3 separate regions of the Homo sapiens genome follow, and regions 1 and 2 are each linked to region 3. Evidence: read pairs that join two places in POLR2A ChIA-PET (ENCODE). Cell type or tissue: Panc1. All regions are shown on one strand. Links, peaks and the distances in the headings refer to the core of each region. The heading gives the core; the rest is flanking DNA.

The links. Peaks named below come from ENCODE experiments on the same cell type or tissue, not always from the same donor. Only the 100,000 strongest peaks of a DNase experiment are listed, where the experiment ranks them.
Region 1: POLR2A ChIA-PET joins it to region 3 with 6 read pairs; 1 of 35 experiments calls an interaction of 5 or more read pairs at or near these places.
Region 2: POLR2A ChIA-PET joins it to region 3 with 6 read pairs; 2 of 35 experiments call an interaction of 5 or more read pairs at or near these places.

Annotation. Positions count from the first base shown.
Region 1 is chr19:39,084,549-39,089,054 of GRCh38, forward strand. ACP7 (acid phosphatase 7, tartrate resistant (putative)) reads left to right here. Exons shown (of 13, transcript NM_001004318.3): 2 at 544-842. The coding sequence starts at 722. Among named protein-coding and RNA genes, the nearest start is that of ACP7, 2.4 kb to the left of the region's middle. RefSeq lists an enhancer at 1-173. In Panc1, for the core only: no CTCF peak of the experiment used is centred there; a DNase peak (open chromatin) is centred at 243; H3K4me3 peaks cover 861 bases; H3K27ac peaks cover 1,970 bases.
Region 2 is chr19:39,042,695-39,047,200 of GRCh38, forward strand. No RefSeq gene overlaps it. Among named protein-coding and RNA genes, the nearest start is that of FBXO27, 12 kb to the left of the region's middle. In Panc1, for the core only: no CTCF peak of the experiment used is centred there; no DNase peak of the experiment used is centred there.
Region 3 is chr19:39,236,653-39,241,905 of GRCh38, forward strand. It overlaps LOC124904717 (a long non-coding RNA gene), which reads right to left and starts at 1,187. Exons shown (of 4, transcript XR_007067256.1): 1 at 946-1,187; 2 at 564-641; 3 at 155-304; 4 at 1-49. It also overlaps the pseudogene IFNL3P1. RefSeq lists a silencer at 1,170-1,259. In Panc1, for the core only: no CTCF peak of the experiment used is centred there; no DNase peak of the experiment used is centred there; H3K4me3 peaks cover 594 bases.

The sequences.
Region 1 (4,506 bases), core at 1-4,000, 150 kb before region 3:
ATGGGGAGAGAGGATGCGGCCGCTCTGGCCATGATGGGCTCTAAAGGATCTGGGGGTGGTGTGGGAGGATTGGGGTCACTAGGAGCAAAATAGAAGGCTAAGGATGGAGTAGGGAGGCGAGGTCCCGGGGGCAGGCGGGAATGCTTGGAATCTCGGGAGTAGGTAGGAGAACTGGGGTTTCTAACAGCAGGATGGAAAGCTGGGGATGGGGCTGCGGAATGCAACCTCCTACACAGCCTCCACCCCGCTCCCAGACCCCCAGCACTGAGAGTGAGCTCTGGTTAGGAGCAAGGCTCTGGAATCAGGCCCTCCTGGGTTCAAATCCTGGCTCCATCCCATCCTAGCTGTGCAGCTGAATCACTCAGCTGCTCGGTTTCCTCATCTGTGATATGGGGATGACAATGCTCACAGCCACCACTTCATAGCAATGTCGTGAGGCTTCCGTGAATTAATCTATGTCAAGCGGTTGGCACACTGTGAGTGAGGCTCAGAGAGCTCTGCTGCTGTTCCTTAGCGATTCTTATTTTTGGTTTCTCTCTCCAGCACCTGGATAACCACCCATCTTGAAGGAGACCTCCCTGCCCTGCCTCTGTTGTCCCCCAGAGCACTGCCTGATCATCCTCTGTTCCCCATCCTCCCAGCCCTTCCTGCTGTACCTGTGGGGAGCTGATCTCCTCAGTCCCCCTGCTTTTCCCCGGTCTGCCATCACCACCCCACCACCATGCACCCCCTTCCTGGCTACTGGTCCTGTTACTGTCTACTCCTGCTATTCTCCTTGGGAGTCCAGGGGTCCCTGGGGGCTCCCAGCGCTGCCCCAGAGCAAGTCCATCTGTCTTACCCAGGTAAGTGTCCCTGACTCATTTCTATGCCTCTACCAGAGAGGCCCAGCGGTGCTTCGTTGTTTGAGGGCTCAGGAATCCCACACTGTGAGCCCCTAGGCGGGTGGCTCATTCCTCCTGAGCCTCCATCATCCACCTCTGTGGAATAGGAAGTACAGGCTGTGGAACACCTGGAAGTGTGGGGAATGATCATGGTGCTCAGCCCACAGAGAGTGCTCCCCTGCTCTCAAAAGGGGACCGCTGCTGTCCTTGTTCATTGCATCTCTGTTGTGTTTCCGGGACCTGGCACGTTTGTTCGTTCATGCACGGTAGGCCTCAGAGCCAGTTGTGGAAGGAACCAGTGGATGAATGATAACAGAGCTGGGTTACCCAGCCCCTTCTCCATCCCTCTTCTCCTCTTCCCCACGAGGCTGACTGCCTCCCGATCTTTGATTAGGATCCTTCCACTGTGGGAGTAAGAGCTTGGACTCTGGACCATTGGCACCCAGACCACGTGGGTTAGAATCCCAGCTTTGCTATGTACCTGCTGCCTAATCTTGGGCAAGTGGCTTAACCTCTCTGTCCTCAGTCTCCTCATCTGGATAATGGGGTAATATTAGTACAACCTCATGGTGAGGTGTAAATGAGTTGCTACCTGTAAAGGGGCAGAACTGAGGCTGAGTGTGGGGGCTCACACCTGTAGTCTTAGCAGTTTGGGAGGCTGAGGCGGAAGGATCACTTGAGCTCATGAGTTTGGGACCAGCCTAGGAAACATAGTGAGACCTCTGCCTCTTAGGGAAAAAGAAAAAATCTTAGACAGGTGTGGTGGCATGCACCTATAGTCCCAGCTACTTGGGAGACTGAGGTGGGAGGATCGCTTGAGCCCAGGAGTTCAAGGCTGCAGTGAGCCATGATTGGCCACTACACTCCAGCCTGGGCAACAGAGAGAGACCCTGTCTTTAAAAAAAAAAATGTGGAGGAGGCCAGGCACAGTGGTGCATGCCTGTAATCTCAGCAATTTGGGACACTGAGGTGGGTGGATCACTTGACCTCAGGGGTTCAAGACCAGCCTGGGTAACATGGGTGAAACCCGGTCTCTACAAAAAAATTAAAAAATTAGCTGGGCATGGTGGCTCACGCCTGGTCTCAGCTGCTTGGGGAGCTGAGGCAAGAGGATCGCTTGAGCCCAGGAGGCAAAGGTTGCAATGAGCCAAGATCATGCCATTACACTCCAACCTGGCTGACAGAATGAGGCCCTGTCTCAAAAAAAAAAAAGGGGGGGGGGAGGGGGATAGAACGGAGCTTGGCATGTAGCAGCAATTTCCATACACTTTAAATCTCAGGACTGTTTGTTTTAAACTGTTAATCTCAGGACCATTTTACATCACTAAATTTTATGGAGAACTAAAATTTATGGAGAAGTTCAAAGAGCTTTAGTTTATGTGCATTACAGCTAGCAATATTTACTAAATAAGGTATTAAAACTGAGGCATTTAAAATTTTTTATTGTCATTTAAAATTAACAATAACAAACACCTTCAGTATTAATGTATATGATATTTTTAAGGAACAAACTGTATTTTGCAAAAGAAGAAATTGAGTGAGGAAAGTGGCATTGACTTGCATCTTTTAAAAATCTTTTATTTATTTATTTATTTTTGAGACAGGGTCTCGCTCTGTCAACCAGGCTGGAGTGCAGTGGCACAGTCTTGGCTCACTGCAGCCTCTGCCCCGCAGGGTTCAAGTGATTCTCCCACCTCAGCCTCCCGAGTAGCTGGGATTACAGGCACCCACCACCCCATACTTGGCTAATTTTTGTATTTTTTATACAGATGGAATTTCACCATGTTGCCCAGGCTGGTCTTGAATTCCTAAGCTCAAGCGATCCTCCAGTCTCGGCCTCCCAAAGTGCTGGGATTACAGACATGAGCCACCGCGCCCCGCCTAAAATCTCTTTAGTATCTGGTTTGGTAACTGACAACTGGATTCTCCTCAGATCTGTTTTCATTTTAGTCTGTTGTGATTTGTTGTTTTGGATTTTGCCTGTGAAGAAAATCTGTTCTTGCACAGACATGTGGTTGAAACAGGGAGAAAAGTTGCTTGTTTTTTGACACAGGGTTTGGCTCTGTCAGGGTTTGGCACTGGAGTGCAGTAGCACAAACATGGCTCACTGCAACCTCAACTCCGAGACTCAAGCGATCCTCCCACCTCAGTCTCTTGAATAGCTGGGACCACAGGGGCATGACACCATGCCCAGCTAATTTTGTTTTTTTTTTTTTTTTTTTGAGATGGAGCCTCACTCTGTTGGCCAGGCTGTAGTGCAATGGCATGATCTTGGCTCACTGCAAGCTCCACCTCCTGGTTTCAAGCGATTCTCCTGCTTCAGCCTCCCAAGTATCTGGGATTACAGGCATGCACCACCACACCTGGCTAATTTTTGTATTTTTAGTAGAGACGGGGTTTCACCATGTTGGCCAGGCTGGCCTCGAACTCCTGACCTCAAGTGATCCACCCACCTCTGCCTCCCAAAATGCTGGGATTACAGGCGTGAGCCACCGTGCCTGGCTCTAGTCCTACTCTTTTCTATCTGTGCCAGTTCCTCAGTCATTCCTTATCTTTCCTTGTTTTTCATGTCTTTTACATCTTCAAAGAAGATAGTTTCTTCTTTTTTTTTAGATAGGGTCTCACTCTGTCACCCACGCTGGAATGCAATGGCGCAATCATAGCTTACTGCAGCCTCTAACTTCTGGGCACAAGTGATCCTCCTGACTCAGCCTCCTGAGTAGCTGGGACTACAGACGTGCACTACCATGCCTGGCTAATTCTTTTTATTTTTTGTAGAGACAAGGTCTCACTATGTTGTCCAGGCTGGTCTCAAACTCCTGGGCTCAAGTGATCCTCCCACCTCAGCACCCCAAAGTGCTGGGATGACAGGGGTGAGCCACCATGCCCAGCAGAGAGAGGGTTTCTTAAAGGTTAGTTGCAATGTGGAATCAGAAACCACATGAATGAACTGGCTTGGCATTTGCCAGCCTAGTGACCTTGGACAAAGCGCTTTGCCTGGAGGCCTCTGTAAAAATGGGAAAGGCAGTAAAAACCCATCTCGTAGTGCTGCTGTGACAATCCAGTGAGATCATGGCTGTCCTTTTTCAGCCTACACAGTAACAATGGCAAATACACTCTTATAAGTGCTTTAGACGGATAACTCATTTAACCTGGTATCAACCTTAAGCTGTAGGTACCATTGCTACTCCCATTTGACAAGAGAGACTCACAGCAGGGGAAGAGTCTGACCCCAGTTCACACAGCCTGGGAATCTGAATGCCGGCAGGCTAGCTCAGAAGCCCACGATCTTTGTGGGTTTGTTTGTTTGTTTGTTTGTTTGTTTGTTTGTTTTGAGACAGAGTCTCACTCCGTCGCCCAGGCTGGAGTGCAGTGGTGTGGTCTTGGTTCACTGCAACCTCTGCCTCTCAGGTTCAAGGGATTCTCCTGCCTCAGCCTCCCGAGTAGCTGGGACTACCAGCGCGCATCACCATGCCTGGCTGATTTTTGTATTTGTATTTTTGCATTTTTTTTTTTTTGAGTCGTAGTCTCACTCTGTTGCCCAGGCTAGAGTGTAGTGGTGAGATCTTGGCTCACTGCAACCTCTGCCTCCCAGGTTCAAGCGATTCTCCTGCCTCAGTCTCTC
Region 2 (4,506 bases), core at 1-4,000, 190 kb before region 3:
AACCCCATCTCTAATAAAAATACAAAAATTACCCAGGCTTGGTGGCATGTACCTGTAGACCCAGCTATTCGGGAGGCTGAGACACGAGAACTGCTTGAACCTGGAAGGTGGAGGTTGCAGTGAGCTGAGATTGCGCTGCTGCACTCCAGCCTGGGTAACAGAAAAAATTCTGTCTAAATAAATAAATAAATAAAGTAAAAGCTGCTCTGTTTCCAAAGCCCTATACGCTGAAATGAGACCAATTTTAAGGAACAAACTTTGTGCCCAATGTATGGGCCACACAAAAGCTCACCAAACTGTCTGACATCATGACCAAAGACACACAAAGTGAAAATCAGAAGTTGATGTTTTCACACTGCAGACAGCTTTTCCCAAGACATTTGGAAGAAGACTAACTCATAATAAGATTTGTACCCCCTCAATGCTATCTTTTTCATTTGGCAGGATAATGATGTAGTTGAAATTTCATGACCAATAGCTTCCATTGGCAACTTAACAAAACCTAACTTAAGAAATCCTTTAGTATCCATTGGTTAACTAAGACATGTCTGCGCTATTGCTAATACTACATGCTGTACCTGTAGTACAGGCCAGTTCTTCCGGGAAAAGTTGAGATCCATATACATAAAAGAAGAAAACAGATCACTTGGTTACAGTTGGTCTCACCTAATTTCCTAAGGCCTTTTGATTCATTCAATTCATTCTGTAAGCCTATGAAGTTGTCTGAAAGCATTATGAAGAGTGGAATTTTCATATTACTACTAATTTTACTTTGTATTTCTCCATTTTAAAACCCTGTATGTGTAATTCGAGCACTTTGTGGGGCTGAGGTGGGAAGATTGCCTGAGGCCAGGAGTTCGAGACCAGCTTAAGCGACACAGCCAGGCCCCATCGCTAGAAAGAAAAAAGAAAATTAGCTAGGTATAGTGGCATGGGCCTGTAGTCCTGGCTACCTGGCAGGTGAGCAGGAGGATCACTTGGGCCCAGGAGTTGGATGCTGCAGTGAGCTAGGATCATACCACTGCACTCCAGCTTGGGCAACAAAGCAAGATCCTGTGTCTAAAAAACAAAACACAAAACCAAACAAAACAACTTTGTATGTTGTTAAATTTTTGCATTAAGTACAACTCCTAACAAAATAATGTTGGCCTAACATTTTGAGATGTTAATAAAAGACTACAGAACAGATAAAACTGAACTTAATAACGGACACCATGAAAACTTAGTCTGAGAGCCACTCCCGTCACACTTCCCTTGTTGTTCAAATATGTTGTTTTTTTCAGTTCCTTCTCAGGCTTTAGATTAAAAGGGTTTTGAGGCTGGGCGCAGTGGCTCATGTCTGTAATCCCAGCACTTTGGGAGGCCGAAGCGGGCGGACCGCTTGAGGTCAGGAGTTCGAGACCAGCCTGGCCAACATGGTGAAACCCCATCTCTACTAAAATTGCAAAAATTAGCCAGGTGTGGTGATGTGCTCCTGTAATCCCAGCTACACAAGGCTGAGGCAGGAGCATCGCTTGAACCTGGGTGATGGAGGTTGCAGTGAGCCAAGATTACGCGACTGTACTCCAGCCTGGGCGACAGAGTGAGTGAGACTGTCTCAAAAAAAGAAAAAAAAAAAAAGGAGAGGGGTTGATAGGGTTTTGATACTGACTTCTAGACACCAGTCACTCCCCCACAATATGCATTGAGATCAGCAATTGGGACAGGTACATCACAGCATCAAGATACATCAAAACCCAAATACAGGATGATCAATCAGTGATGCTTTTGGAGAAAGATCTTAATCAAAAAGGGGAAAGGTGAAAGTTGTCAGAGTCACTATGGAGTCACTAATATTAAGAAAACCCTGAAAAACAGAGCTGGGGAAGGCCATGAAGAGAGGGTTCTCACACTTGTGTGGCTGATTATAAAACTATCACAAAAGACTGCAAAAACCACAACCTTGGCCAGGCACAGAGGCTCACATCTGTAATGCCAGCACTTTGGGAGGCTGAGGAGGGAAGATTGCTTGAGGCCAGGAGTTTGAGACCAGCCTGAGCAAAATAGCAAGACCCCCTGTCTACAAAAAAATATAAAAATCAGCCAGGCATGGTGGCATGTGCCTGTAGTCTCAGCTAGAGGCGAGAGGATTGCTTGAGCCCAGAAGGTTGAGGCTGCTGTGAGCCAAGATCATGCTACTGCACTCCTGCCTGGGCAAAAGAGCAAGACTCTGTCTCAAAACACAAAACAAAAAGCACATAAAACAATGCTATACAGTGTAATAATTTTGGAACAACAATATGTAGAAAAAGGAGAAAATAACCCAATGTATATCATTTATGGGAGAGGAGAGTCTTCCCAGCAAGGCTGAGCTGACCTTTGAAGCAAGAACAGATGAGGCAGAAGGAAATAAGGACTTTTGAAGTCATTAGTTCTGCCCATCAAATATTTCCAGCTGGCAGCAGGATGCGGTGGTGTGTGCCTGTAATTCCAGGTACTTGGGAGGCTGAGGCAAGGGGATCACTTGAGCCTGTGAGTTCGAGACCAGCCTCAGTAACATAGCAAGACCCCATTAAAAAAAAAAAAAAAGGAAAAAAGAAATCAGAAGTAGAAAGTCAGGTGCAGTGGCTCACTCCTGCAATCCCTGCACTTTGGGAGGCCAAAGCGGGTAGATCACCTAAGGTCAGGAGTTTGAGACCAGCCTGGCCAACACGGTGAGACCCCGTCTCTACTAAAATACAAAACTTAGCCAGGTGTGGTGGCAGGCGCCTGTAATCCCAGCTACTTGGGAGGCTGAGGCAGGAGAATCGCTTGAACCCAGGAGGCAGAGGTTGCAGTGAGCCTAGATCATGCCATTGCACTCCAGCCCGGGTGACAAGAGCGAGACTCCATCTCAAAAAAAAAAAAAAAAATTTCTTCCTGAATTAAACGTGGGCTGTCACCTTTATTCCCATAGCCAGGCAATGATTTCCTGACATGGCCCGTAACTGTCCTCACGTGGCAGCCCCACACAGAAGCTAGTTAAAATGAAACCATGGCCCTGCGAGGAAGTGCCATCCTCCCTCACATTCCACAAGCATTTGCTGAGCACCAGCTTTTTGCCAGGCTTTGGGTTAGGCACTGGGGACACAACAGTGAAAGAGAGGGGTAAAATGTCTGCTATCCAGGAACTGATGTTCTATAGCATAAAACAGGCAGTAAGGAAGGATGTAAATAAGTAGAACCTACAAGGGTGGTAAGTGCTATGGAGGCAGAAAGCAAACTAAGCCAGGGAGGTGGTAGGAAGAGGGGGAGGGAGTTGTAAGTTTCAGGCAGGGCACCCAGGGAAGGCCTCTCTGAGAAGCTGACGTTTGAGCTGAGATCTGGCGGGGATAAAGGATTAAGCCAGACTGAGGTAGGAGACCAGCAGGACTTGTTTTCTGGTCACAATCTTGCTGACCAAAACAGGATCTGGTCCAGACGGGATGAAGTAAAGAAACTGGCAGGAACCAGCCGACCCCTAGGCAGCAATCCCTAGCTGCTCTCATTGTCTATTAGCATAAGACACTCCCACCAGAGCATGACAGTTTACAAATGCCATGGCAACGACCTGGAAGTTACCGCCCCTTTTCTACCAGGAAGTTATCTCCCATTTCACACAGTTCTAAATGACCCACCCTCTCAATTTGCATTAACCCACCCCCTAATTTGCATGTAACTGAAAGTGGGTAGAAGTGAGTGTAAATAGTTGCCAACAGCTCATATGTTGTCTACTCTGGGTGCACTGCCTATGAGCCGGTTCTGTTCTGCAAGGAGCAGCACTGTTCTATGAAAGATTGTTGTCAAACACCACGGGCTCATCCTTGAATTCCTTCCTGGGTGAAGACAAGAACCCTCCCAGGCTAAGCCCCAATTTTGATGCTTTCCTGTCCAGCATCAAGATCACTATCTGGGGAAGGAGTGCTCTTAGAATAGAGAACAGCAAGTGCAAAGCCCATGAGGCAGGAGCAAGGGACAAGAAGGCCATGGGGCTAGAGCCAAGGGGAGATTGGTAGGAAATGCACTTTGAGAGGTGATGGGGGCAGACTGTGGGGGCTTTGTGGTCTGTGGTAGGAACTTACTTTTCCTCTGAGTGAGATGCAGCCATGGGAGGGTTTGAAGTAGGGATGTTATCTGATTCAGGCATTGTGATATTGTGATTTACAATAAGATATATGTACAATTGGCTGGGCGTGGTGGCTCGGTGGGAGGCCGAGGCAGAAGGATCGCTTGAGGTCAGGAGTTCAAGACCAGCCTGGCCAACATCGTAAAACTCCGTCTCTACTAAAAATACAAAAATTAGCTGGACATGGTGGTGTGCACCTGTAGTCCCAGCTACTCGAGAGGCTGAGGCAGGCGAATTGCTTGAACCTGGGAGGTGGAGGTTTCAGTGAGCTGAGATCATGCCTCTGCACTCCAGCCTGGGTGACAGAGCTAGACTCCATCTCAAGAAAAAAAAAAAAAAAAAGAAACATCCTTATCATATCTTGCTGGACAAAAGTCCAAGGA
Region 3 (5,253 bases), core at 651-4,650:
AGCCAGTGGTGGAGGCGGCCCCGGGGCCTGGGCCTTGCTGAGGCTGGATCTGTGAGCAGAGGAGGGCGGTGTGTGAGGCGGGGCCTGGGCCACCACAGGGGAAGGATGCTGCTCAGAGCCCACAGACCTGGGTGCCCGGGCCCCGAGGACTCACACTGGCCCCAAGCTGGGAGAGGATGTTGTGGAGGGTGTGAAGGAGCTGGTCCAGGACATCCCCCAGGGCCGGATCAGCATCAGCGGTGACCTCCAGGACCTTCAGTGTCAGGGCCAGCTCAGCCTCCAAAGCCACAGGGCGCTCCCTCACCTGAAGAGAGGTGAGAAAGAGCAGGTGAGGGGGCGGGTGAGGGGAACAGATGGGGGGAGGAGGATAGAGAGGAACAAGTGAAGGTGACAAGCACAGGGGAGAGGGCACAGCCAGTGTGGTCAGGTGGGAGTAGAGGGAAGGGGGAGCAGGTGTGGGGAGAGGAGAGAGGGACAAGGGAGAAGGAGAAGATGAAGGGGCCACTACAGAGCCAGGTGAGTGGGGCTGGGAGAGCAGGGGTGGGCCTGACTCCCCCTCTCACCTGCAGCTGCCTCAGGTCCCAGGTCCTGGGGAAGAGGCGGGAGCGGCACCTGCAGTCCTTCAGCAGAAGCGACACTTCCTAGACAGCAAAGGCACAGGTTAGCCCCAGCAGGAGGGGTGGAGGTTAGACCACTCTGATGGGATTGGAGGATGGCTGACAACAGGATAGGGAAGTTAACTGGTGGGAGGATAGTAGAGGACCCTCTTCTACAGAAGAACATGCGTCAGTCCCTGCAGTAGGAGCATGAGATAGCCTACTGCAGGGAGGGTGGAGGCTAGCCCAGTGAAGGAAGCTGGAGGTCTTCGCTCAACAAAGTCAGCATGGTGACCCATAGAGGGTGATGGAGGCTAGCCCACGGCAGGAGGGGCAGGGGGAGACTCACACAGGCCTCGTTCTGTCTATTAAAGCCTGAGCTGCATGGACTTCCTGTCTGGTTCCTGCGCCTTTTTCACCAGGGGGATGCAGTGTCCTGGGCTCCACGGCTTTGGGTCTCTATTCAGTCTTATTCAAAGTCTCTGGCTTCGGTCTCTTCTTCTGGATCTCCACCTGCTGCTCTGGGTTTGGCTGTTTCTGATTTCCAGCTCGGTCTGGGGTATCATTCCTGCCTGAGCTCCAGGGCACACTGTTTAGCTGGGACAGAGGCCAGTCCCACGGGTGCAGAGCGGCCTGAGGCACCGGAGGGGGTGGGGTGGGGGAGGCCCAGGCTGGAGAAGTCCAGAGCAGGGCGGGGCCAGGTGCCGCAGCTGCCCCTGGGGAAAGAGAAAGTGACACGTGCCCGGGCCAGGCTCTGTGTTCGCCTACAGGAAGGTGACTTCCTGAACCACACATGCCTGGGGCTGTAGCAGCTTCAGCTCAGGAGGAGGAGCCACGGGTGCCCCCAGGGCAGGACTAGGGTTTGAGGGGGCGGGTGAGGGGCTTGTGTATCTGCAGATTGCTCAGATGTGGAGGGGGGTGGCTGAGGGAAACCCGGGAAGTATTTCCCTGAGGGGTGGAAGGGGGGACTCTAGAAGGAGACTGCTTAGGGTAGGGGAGACCACCCAGGGAAAGGGATACTGTGGGGATGGGAGGACGGAGTCAGTGAGGCCAAGACCACAGAGTATAAAGAAAAGGACAGGCCACTTTGGTACGCCAAGGCAGGAGGATCACTTGAAGTCAGGAATTTGAGACCAGCCTGGGCAACATAGCAAGACCCCCGTCACTACAAAAAAAAATTTTTTTCGACTAGCCAGGCATGGTGGTGTGCCCCTGTAGTCCCAGCTACTCCGGAGGCTGAGGCAGGAGGATCACTTGAGCCCTGGAGTTCAAGGTTGCAGTGAGCCATGATTGCACCACTGCACTGCAGTCTGGGTGACAGAGCTAGACCTCGTCTCAAGGGAAAAAAGGAGAGCCCTCCCTGCACTCCCAACTCTCCCCAACCTGCCATCAGTTGGGGGGTGGGGGAGGCAGGAACAGGGGAGTGACAGTGTCTACTCAGGAATTCAGGTACAGCTGAGGGCTTCAAAGGAAGCAGGTTGATTGTAACAGACCCATTCCTTTATTCATTCATTGAATCTGTCATTGGTTCAAAAAGTATTTATTGAGCAGGAACTATGGGCCAACACTGTCCTGTGCACTGAGGGCCCAGCAGAGAACAAAATACACAAAATTCCCTGTCTCTCGAGGAGCTGACATACCAGTGGGAGAGTCAGGCAGTAACAAATAAGTTAAATATGTACAATGTCACTGAAAGAAGCGCTTTTGAGAAAAATTATGCTGCAGATGGAGCCGGCTGAACCCAGAAGAAGTTGCCTGCTCTAAGGCAGCCAGAGAAGGGGACATCTAGTTGAAAACCTAAAGGAGGAGGGAGGGAACAGCATTCTAGGCAACGGGAACAGCCAGTGCAAAGTGAGGACAACGACAAGTTTCTCTAACGGATGCCACCCTGTCCCGGAGGCTTTACACATGCAAGAGCAGTGAATTCTCCCAACACCTCTGAGAAAGGTACCATGCTTTCTTCTACCTTGAAAATGAAGAAGCTGGTACTCAGAGAGGTTAAGAGACTTGGCCAAGTTTACACAGCAGGTATGTGCTAAGAGCAGTCTGAGTTTTCCCTGACACCCAGGCCTTAACCCCTGCACCTCCTGCCTTCAGAGGTTTTGAGTTTTTCTTTTTTTTTTTCTTTTGAGATGGAGTCTCGCTCTGTTGCCTGTCGCCCAGGCTGGAGTGCAGTGGCACGATCTTAGCTCACTGCAACCTTCACCTCCCAGCTTCAAGTGATTCTCCTGCCTCAGCCTTCTGAGTAGCTGAAAACCATGTGTATTCCTGGGCCTGTGGATTTGGAAGGGCAGGGAAAACCATGTGTATTTTCATTTGGAAGGGCAGGGAAAACCGTGTGTATTTTCATACAGGCATCCGCCACCACACCTGGCTAATTTTTGTATTTTTAGTAGAGATGGGGGTCTTACCTTGTTGGCCACGCTGGTCTGGAACTCCTGACCTCAGGTGACCCTCCCACCTCAGCCTCCCAAAGTGCTGGGATTACAGACCTGAGCTACCGTGCTGACCAGAGGTATTGAGTACTTTGAAGATACTTTTCTGAGTCCTTGGTCACCTGAATTCTGCCCATCCAGGGAGTCCCTTGAGGAAACCTGGGGGCTGATCTTGCCATGTGCACATGTGCTCCGAAACCCTCTTGCCCCTCCATCCTCAGCATTATTAGATATGGAGACTAGTACTGGCCACCAAACCCAAGACTACATTCTCTAGCATCCTGCATGCTAGGGATGACCATGTGACTAACCCATCACCACCATCTAGGCCTTAAAACACAGGGTGGGTGGTCCCTGCTCTGTTTCCTATTGTCACCACTGAAAAACTGGACATGTCTGAGAGCCGAATCCTGCTGTACAGGTGAGAACAAACTCCAGGACAGGGCTTCTAACCTGGCAGAAGAATTCCTGGGCCTGTGGATTTGGAAGGGCGGAAAAACTATGTGTATTCTCACTAACCTCTGTCTGAAATTTGATATTTCCTGAATGTATGTTTCTTACACCTGCTGTAACAAATGACCCCCAACTTAGTGGGGTAAAACAACTCAGACTTTCCAGGGATGGATAGACGGATGGGCAAAATATAGTCTACACATATGATGGAATATGATTCAGCCTTCAAAAGGCAGAAAATTCTGGCCGGGTGCGGTGGCTCCCACCTGTAATCCCAGCACTTTGGGAAGCCGGAGCAGGAGGATCGCTTGAATCCAGGAGTTCCAGATCAGCCTGGGCAACATACTGAGGCCTCGTCTCTATAAAAAATTTAAAAATTAGCCAGATGTGGTAGCACACATTTGTAGTGCTGGCTACTCAGGAAGCTAAGGCAGGAGGATCACTTGAGCTGAGGAATTTGAGGCTGCAGTGAGCTGATTGCACAACAGTACTCTAGCCTGGGTAACAGAGCAAGACCCTGTCTCTAAACTTAAAGACAGAGAGAGAGAGTCCAGGCGCGGTAGCTCATGCCTGTAATCCCAGCACTTTGGGAGGCCAAGGCCAGTGGATCACCTGAGATCAGGAGTTCGAGACCGACCTGGCTAACATGGTGAAACCCCATTTCTACTAAAACTACAAAAAATTAGCTGGGTGTGGTGGCAGACACCTGTAATCCCAGCTACTCGGGAGGCCGAGGCAGGAGATTCACTTGAACCCAGCAGGTGGAGGTTGCAGTGAGCCAAGATCGCGCCACTACACTCCAGCTTGGGCAACAAGAGCGAAACTCTGTCTCAAAAAAAAAAAAAAAAAAAAAGAGAGCAAGAGGAGGGAAGGAAGTTCTGACACATGCTACAATAAAAATGAACTTTGAAGACATTATGTCAGTGAAATAAGCCAGTCTCAAAAGAACAAATGCTGTATGATTCCCCCTACATGAGGTGCTGAGAGAAGTCAAATTCCTAGAAACAGACGTGTCTAAATATTTGCCGGGGTAGCGGGAGGGGTTAATAGGAAGTTGTTGTTTAATGGGTACAGAGATTCAATTTTGTAAGATGAAGAGAGTTCTGGAGATTGCTTGCCGAACAATGTAGCAAACACCACTAGGACCAGACCTGTAATCCCGGCACTTTGGGAGGCCAAGGGGGGCAGATCACTTGAGGTCAGGAGTTCGAGACCAACCTGGCCAACATGGCAAAACCCCATCTCTACTAAAAATACAGTAATTAGCCAGGCATCTGACTGGCTAATGGCACACACCTGTAGTCTCAGCTACTCAGGAGGCTGAGGTGGGAGGATCACTTGAGCCTAGGAGGTCGAGGCTGCAATGAGCTATGATCATGCCAGTGCCCTCCAGCCAGGGTGACAGAGCAAGGTCCTGTCTCAAAAAAAAAAAAATAGAATAAATAAATAATAAAATTGCACTACTGAACAATGTGCTTTAGAAAGGATAAGATGGTACATTTTGTGGGTTTCCCACAATTAAAAAAAATATTTAAATTACCTGAACAAAAAGAACAAAACAAAATGCATGCACATTTCTATTCCTACAGTTCTGACAGTCAAGATGTCAGCAGAGCGGGTTCCTTCTGGAAGCAGCAGGGGAGATCTCTCTCCTTTCTCAGCCTCTGGGGGTGTCCAGCATCCCTTGACCCCGGTTCCCTTCCTGACATCACTCCAATGTCCTGTTTCTGTGGTTACATCTTCCGCTAATGATGCTGACCCCGGCCTCC